Regions from separate parts of the Homo sapiens genome. Here region 2 is linked to region 1. Evidence: chromatin contacts called from ENCODE Hi-C or POLR2A ChIA-PET data. All regions are on one chromosome and are shown on one strand. The core of a region is the stretch at or near the end of the contact, and the rest is flanking DNA. Distances in the headings are between cores, read along the strand shown. Region 1 holds the start of ERCC3 (ERCC excision repair 3, TFIIH core complex helicase subunit). Region 2 holds the start of CYP27C1 (cytochrome P450 family 27 subfamily C member 1).

Region 1 (3,622 bases), core at 765-3,264:
TCCTTCATTTCATCCCATCTATGTACCCTAGTCAAAACTGTCCAGGTTTCTGTGGAGATGGGTGATTGGGTCTATAAGCCACACACCTAATCTCTTGCAAATAAATGGTTGTCCACATCCTTAGTGTTTCTCCAGAGCATACTTTCTCTCTCTCTTTTTTTTTTTTTTTTTTTTTTTTTTTTTTTTTTTTACAATGTGAGTATAAGAATGATCCAAATCTTCAAGTTCTGGTTCCTTTTTGTTGAATAATTCCACCTTCAGTGTATCTCTTCTCACATTTCACTATAAGCAATAAGGAGAAAGCAGGCCTCAGTTTTTTTTTTTTTTTTTTTTGAGACGGAGTCTTGCTCTGTTGCCCAGGCTGGAGTGCAGTGGCGTGATCTCTGCTCACTGCAACTTCTGCCTCCTGAGTTCAAGAGATCCTCCTGCCTCAGCCTCCTGAGCAGCTGAGACTACAGGCGCGCGACACCACGCCCAGCTAATTTTTGTATTTTTAGTAGAGACGGGGATTCACCATATTGGCCAGGCTGGTATTGAACTCCTGACCTTATGATCCCCTGCCTCGGCCTCCCAAAGTGCTGGGATTACAGGCGTGAGCCACCGCGCCTGGCCCAGGCCTCACTTTGAACCATCATGTAGAAATTTCCTCAGCAAAATGTCCAAGCTTATCACTTATAAGTTCTACTTTCCACCCAACAGAATACAATTCAGGCAAGCTCTCTACCACTTGCCTCCAGTTTCAATAACATATTTCTCCTTTCCATCTGAGCCGTCACCAGAATCACCTTTAATGCCCATACTTCTACCAAGGCTCTTCAAGACAATAGAGGCTTTTCTATCATGCGCCTCAAAATTCTTTCAGCCTCTACCGATTACCCAATTTGAAAACCACTTCCCCATTGTTAGGTATTTGTTACAGCAGTACCCTATTCCCCGTACCAAAAATCTGTGTTACGTTCTCCAGAGAAACAGAACCAAGAGGCCCACTGAGCAAGCGAGATTGATTGATTGATTTTAAAGAATTGGCTCATGCAATTGTGGGGGTTGGCAAGTTGGGAATTCAGGTACGAGTTGATGTTGTAGTTTTGAGTCCAAAGGCTGGAAACTCAGTCAGAACTTTCTGTGTTGCAGTCTGGAGGCAGAATTCCTTTTTCCTTGAGAAACCTGTCTTTGCTCTTAAGGCCTTCAACTGATTTGGATGAGGCCCACCCGCATTATTGAGGGTAATCTGCTTTATTTAGGCTGAGACATGAGAATGGCATGAACCCGGGAGGCGGAGCTTGCAGTGAGCTGAAATCGCGCCACTGCATTCCAGCCTGGGCGACAGGGCGAGACTCCGTCTCAAAAAAAAAAAAAAAAAAAAGAAAAAAATTTTTTTTGAGACGAACTCTCGGCCTGTCGCCCAGGCTGTAGTGCAGTGGTGCAATCTCAGCTCAGTGCAGCCTTTACCTTCTGGGTTCAAGAGATTCTCCCATCTCAGCCTCCCAAGTAGCTTAGACTACAGGCGTGTGCCACCATGCCTGGCTACTTTTTTTTGTATTTTTCGCAGAGATGGGGTTTCACCATGTTGGCCAGGCTGGCCTCGAACTCCTGACCTCAAGTGATCCACCCACCTCAGCCTCCCAAAGTGCTGGAATTACAGGCGTGAGCCACCGTGCTCAGCCAAATTTTTTTTAATTAAAAAAAAGAATTCTTCCTTACCCATGGACTCAGGTCACATTCTCTCTCTCTCTCTCTCACACACACATTTATTGCCCACATGGCTTCATTAAAATTTAAGTTCCAGAAGGATGAGGCCTTTAATTCGCGCACTACACAGGTGCTCAACACACAGTATTTTCCTTCAGTTGTAGAGAAATGAACAGTGGAGGACCCCCGCCGCTGGGTCGCACGAGCTAACAGATCGGCGGTCGCTGGCTCTCCGCTCTTCCAGCCACCCACATCACGGCGCCTAGAGGCGGGACATCCTGTGTGGACAACAGGGAGCTTCCGGATTGAGCCGGAAGTCCCCCCAGAGCGGATGCCGCGGCGGGCCTGTGGGAGCGGGGTCATCTTCTCTCTGCTGCTGTAGCTGCCATGGGCAAAAGAGACCGAGCGGACCGCGGTGAGACGTTGCGCGGGCACGCTCAGCCACGACTGCCCTTGCCGGCCCTGCCCCCCGCTCTGCCTCGGAGCTGCTCCGGGCCTCTGCGCCGGCCGACCCTGCTGGCCCTCCCGCGCGCACCCCGTTGGGACAGGCCTTTGGGCGGGAGAGATGCTGGACCTGGGCGCAGCCCAGCGAACTCGGCCTAGGGGAGACGGGTGAGGGGCGCAACGCCTGCGGGATGCAGGTGGCTCTTAGCTAGGAGTTTGCGGCGGCGCAGGTGAAATGCTGCCAAGCGGTGCGGAGGGAACCCTGAAGGCTCCTGCTGGGCTTACTTCTGTGTTGGTATCTTGCAGACAAGAAGAAATCCAGGAAGCGGCACTATGAGGATGAAGAGGATGATGAAGAGGACGCCCCGGGGAACGACCCTCAGGAAGCGGTTCCCTCGGCGGCGGGGAAGCAGGTGGATGAGTCAGGCACCAAAGTGGATGAATATGGAGCCAAGGACTACAGGCTGCAAATGCCGCTGAAGGACGACCACACCTCCAGGCCCCTCTGGGTGGTAAGCATGCCCTTAGCTTGGGCAGGGCCCAGGAGTGTGCGGAGCGGCAGCTAAATCTTGGGCATCCTCAGAGTCAAAACTGACATTCAGGATACTGCCCCTAGAACTGGCCGGGAGAGAATTTTCATCCACACACGTTGGAACAGCCCAAGGCAACAGCGAGCAGTTGCGCACACGTGTGGCGGCCGGACCTGGGCTTCCAACAGCTCTAACCCCTCGGTTTACTCTCACTCCTTCCCCAGCCCTACCCCATGTAGTGAATCCTTTTATCTGCCGAATAAATAGCATTTATCATGTAACAGTTTGTTTCCTCAAATAATGGAAGACATGTTCGGTAGCAAGCTTTTGCTCTACTTTAAATAATTAATGTTATACATTTAGTTGAAATCTAGCCAAAAGGTAACTTGAGGATAGCCAGTAAGATGGGCTTTCTCTGTGCAGAATAGTAGGAAACAGCTGTTGACTTTGGAAACACTTTCTTCTATTTTTCTTTACTCTTCTGTATCTGATTAATGTAACAGGCCCCACAGTTGTCTGAAGGAGTGCTTGCAAGAATATCTGTGGTGTTGGGCAGCTTATTCTTTCTTGATAATGATATGGGCAAGAGCCCAGTAGTCTCTGCAACTCATGTTTCCTTGTCTGTTTTGTCCATTTGGTATCTCTCAGGCTCCCGATGGCCATATCTTCTTGGAAGCCTTCTCTCCAGTTTACAAATATGCCCAAGACTTCTTGGTGGCTATTGCAGAGCCAGTGTGCCGACCAACCCATGTGCATGAGTACAAACTAACTGCCTACTCCTTGTATGCAGCTGTCAGCGTTGGGCTGCAAACCAGTGACATCACCGAGTACCTCAGGAAGCTCAGCAAGACTGGAGTCCCTGATGGAATTATGCAGTTTATTAAGGCAAGTGACAGCTGAGACCAGCAATTCCACCTGCCCTGCTAATGTAACAATAGGCATAGGTGCTCCATGTTGTC
Region 2 (3,719 bases), core at 711-3,210, 74 kb after region 1:
TCTAAAAAATAAAATAAAATATTTTTATCTGGGCATGGTGGCATGTGCCCGTACTCCCAGCTCCTTGGGAGGCTGAGGTTGGAGATGGCTTGAGCCCAGAAGTTGGAAGGTGTAGTGCCCAGAAGTTGGAAGGTGTAGTGCCCAGTGATAGTGCCTGTGTATAGCCACTGCACTCCAGCCTGGGCAACACTGCCAGACCCCTCTCTGCTCTTTTTTTTTTTTTTTTTGACGGAGTCTCGCTCTGTCGCCCAGGCTGCAGTGCAGTGGCAAGATCTCGGCTCACTGCAAGCTCCACCTCCCGGGTTCACGCCATTCTCCTGCCTCAGCCTCCCGAGTAGCTGGGACTACAGGCGCCCACCACCACGCCAGGCTAATTTTTTTGTACTTTTAGTAGAGACGGGGTTTCACCGTGTTAGCCAGGATGGTCTCGATCTCCTGACCTCGTGATCCGCCTGCCTCGGCCTCCCAAAGTGCTGGGATTACAGGCGTGAGCCACCGCGCCCGGCCTGCTCTTTTTTGTTGTTGTTGTTGAGATGGAGTCTTGCTGTCACCCAGGCTGGAGTGCAATGGCGAGATCAGCTCACTGCAACCTCCACTTCCTGGGTTCAAACGATTCTCCTGCCTTAGCCTCCCGAGTAGCTGGGATTACAGGCGCGTGCCACCACGCCTGGCTAATTTTTTATATTTTTAGTAGAGATGGGGTTTCACCATGTTGGCCAGGCTGGTCTCGAACTCCTGAACTCAAGTAATCCGTCCACCTCGGCCTCTCAAAGTTCTGGGACTACAGGCCTGAACCTCCCTCTCTGCTCTTAAAAAATAAATGTTGGCCGGGCGCGGCAGCATTTTTTTTTTTTCAAGATTACAGCGTCAGTAATCCCAGCTACTCGGGAGGCTGAGGTAAGAGGATCGCTAGGACCCTGGGGGCGGAGGTTGCTGAGCCGAAATCGCGCCATTACACTCCAGCTTTGGTGACAGAGCGAGACTGTCTCAAAAAAAAAAAAAAAAAAAAAAAAAATGCTTAGTAACAATACGTTGTAAACGGAAAAAAATCTTATTTTTTACGTTTAGATGCATGAGTACCAACGGTATGAAATCTTCAAATAATGTAACTCAGCGAGCAGTTTAACTACTGACTAGGAAAAAGTTCCCTTCCTTGAAACCACATGGCACACCTCTGGCCTTTCCCGTGCTCCATCCCTCCCTGTGCGGCCACTTCTTTGTGCAGCCAGGCACTGGGCTCTGAGTCTAGGTTGGCGGACTCCTCTCCTCGCCTCGGCATGGAGGTGGCTTCTCTTCCCCAAGCCTTGTGCAACAGGACCCGTCCTTGTGAGGGACCAGATAAACGCCCCATGCTCAAAGTCGCTCACCCTCACCTAGTCCTCACTGCTTCCAATGGTGTGCGGAATAAAAGCGATGAGCCCGAGGAAAGCCATCGTAAACGACTGTGATTGTCTTTAAGAAAGCTTGTGGCAAGATAATAATGTGGTCATTTTACAACAGTAGGAACTACATGCAAAATCGTCTCACTTTTTTCCCCCCCTTTGAAAGTTGAGTTACAATAATTTAAGTTGAAACCATAAAGAACTGCTTCTAAAATGCAAAAAAGACCAAAGATTTCTTCAGTATACCTTCAGTAGTCATTTCGAAGGACGGTAATAATTTACAAGATCCCCGTAGACTTTTCTTTTTTTGGCCATGGTTGGAAGTGGGGTTGACCTTAAAACTTGGTGGTTTCAAGGAACGCTTAAGTGTGAATTAATATGATGTGAAGAAATAATAATAGCCTCATTCTCTTGCAGTCTAATCACAGCCTTTTCCCCAGCCCCAGGGGAGGGAGCCTTTAATAAGGGTCTGTGTAAACTGACGCCCCGGCGGCAGGAGTACGGAGAAGCACTGCTCTGACAAGTTAAGACGCAGGAAACAGCAACCCAAAGAGCAGCCCCCGAAACAAAGTTGCTCAGACAAACAAGCCGATGCAGACGAGCGCCATGGCCCTGCTGGCGCGGATCCTGAGAGCCGGGCTGCGGCCGGCGCCCGAGCGGGGTGGGCTCCTGGGCGGCGGGGCCCCGCGGCGGCCTCAACCCGCGGGCGCACGGCTCCCGGCGGGGGCGCGGGCCGAGGACAAAGGCGCCGGGCGGCCGGGGTCGCCGCCGGGAGGGGGCCGAGCCGAGGGTCCCCGGAGCCTCGCCGCCATGCCGGGGCCGAGGACCCTCGCCAACCTGGCGGAGTTCTTCTGCAGGGACGGCTTCAGCCGCATCCACGAGATCCAGGTAGCGCGCGCCGCCCCGGGAGGGAGCCAGCCCGGGCTGCTGCCCAGAAGGCTGACGGCGCGGGCGGGAGGGCGCCAGGGAGGGGCGCGGGGTTGGGGAGTCCCAGGGAGGGGCGGCGGGCAGGGATCCCCGGGCACTGGGCGCCGCGGTGGGTTGGGGGAGCTGGACTGGGGTTGTCCGGTTAAGGTTCGCAGGAAGGGGCGCTGGGGAGAGGACGCCGGAAAGGCGATCCGGGGTGGAGGAGGCAGGAACCGGGAGCGGGGCGGGGGCGTTGGGGAGGGGTCTTCGGGAAGCGGACCCCGGAGAGGGGCAGCAGGCAGAGGGAGCTGAGGAACGGGGCCAGAAAGGAACGGCTGGGAAGAGGCGGGGGAAATGGGTGTCTCGGGAGGTGGCGGCAGGGAGGGGTCCCCTGGAGGGGCCCCAGCCGGGACCCCTGGGGAGGAGGTAGCGGGGAGGGGAGTCAGGGATGGAGTTTCGGAGAGTGGTAGCCCGAGAGAGGCGGCGGGCAGGGTCTCCAGGGACTGGTCCCGGGGAGGGACCCAGGCAGGGATTGCCTGGTTGGGGAACCTGGGGAGGGGGCGCCGCGAAGGGAAACCAGGAATGGGACTGCGGGGAGGGCACCAGGGCTGAGGTCCCGGAGGAGGAGACTTGGGGAGGGGCAGCGGGCGCCTGGTGGACGCCGCCGGGGCCTGGGAGTGGAGAGCTGGCGGGACCCGCGGAGTTGGGGCTGAGGGGGGCTGCTGCCTGGGGCCGGCCCGAGGGGAGCGCTAGGTTCCCTAGCTCCTCTAGGCTCTGCGGAGCTCGGTGTCCTTAGGTGGCCGAGACCGTGTGTATTCATTTCTAGTCCTTTTTGTATTTTGTAATGGCGGGGGAAGAGGGGACGGAGGCTCGGAGGCTCGGGGTGCCGTAGGCTCTAAGCCGGAGTTGGGGGCGACACCTGGAGTTCGCGCCGGGACTGGAGGCAGGGACGTGGGAGGAACCCAGGGGTCCCAGCCACCCGCTAGGGCGTTGGGGCCGGCGAATTCCGCACGCTTCCCACTTGGAGCCTGAGTGCTGTCCTTCCCACGCCCACCTCCGTTGCGCCCTTCGTGGCAGGGGCACTGCACCCGAGCCGCGGCGGCGCCCTCCGATGCCTTCGCCCATCGTCCGCCTCCCCGGGTGCCCGGCCCAGCACGCACTGTTATTTCTGGTATGGGGGCTTTTGGTGTCTTCCGAGAACGCCCCCTTCTCCTCCCACCCAGGCCTGTCCTTCTGCCCAGAGTTCCGGTCTTTCGAGACCCTTCTCCATCGAAGCCTCTTCTAACTACCCACCTGGGCTTCAGTCATTCATTCGTTCCATCAGCCATTCAGTCAATGAACGTGAGGGAGAAGCCCCAACCCTCATTAATGGAAAAACGGGCGTGCGAGGAGCAATTTTAATTCGGCCGGGAATTAAAATTTAATTTAATT

What was found. A loop is a pair of places that touch in the nucleus more often than their neighbours do. ChIA-PET counts read pairs that join two places held with the same protein, here RNA polymerase II (POLR2A). Pooled maps may share reads with other maps.
Region 2: a loop to region 1 is called in a map of mammary epithelial cell, with 3 times the contacts of the local background. The contact joins the promoter of CYP27C1 here to the promoter of ERCC3 in region 1. A Hi-C loop is called at or near these places in 6 of 168 maps with a recorded cell type or tissue (Caki2, PC-3, PC-9 and 3 more) and 7 of 50 pooled maps. POLR2A ChIA-PET finds 5 or more read pairs at or near these places in 11 of 52 experiments (A549, AG04450, GM12878 and 7 more).

Annotation. Positions count from the first base shown.
Region 1 is chr2:127,292,536-127,296,157 of GRCh38, reverse strand. It overlaps ERCC3 (ERCC excision repair 3, TFIIH core complex helicase subunit), which reads left to right and starts at 2,014. Exons shown (of 15, transcript NM_000122.2): 1 at 2,014-2,104; 2 at 2,440-2,645; 3 at 3,312-3,548. The coding sequence starts at 2,077.
Region 2 is chr2:127,218,540-127,222,258 of GRCh38, reverse strand. It overlaps CYP27C1 (cytochrome P450 family 27 subfamily C member 1), which reads left to right and starts at 1,960. Exons shown (of 9, transcript NM_001367502.1): 1 at 1,960-2,270. The coding sequence starts at 1,989.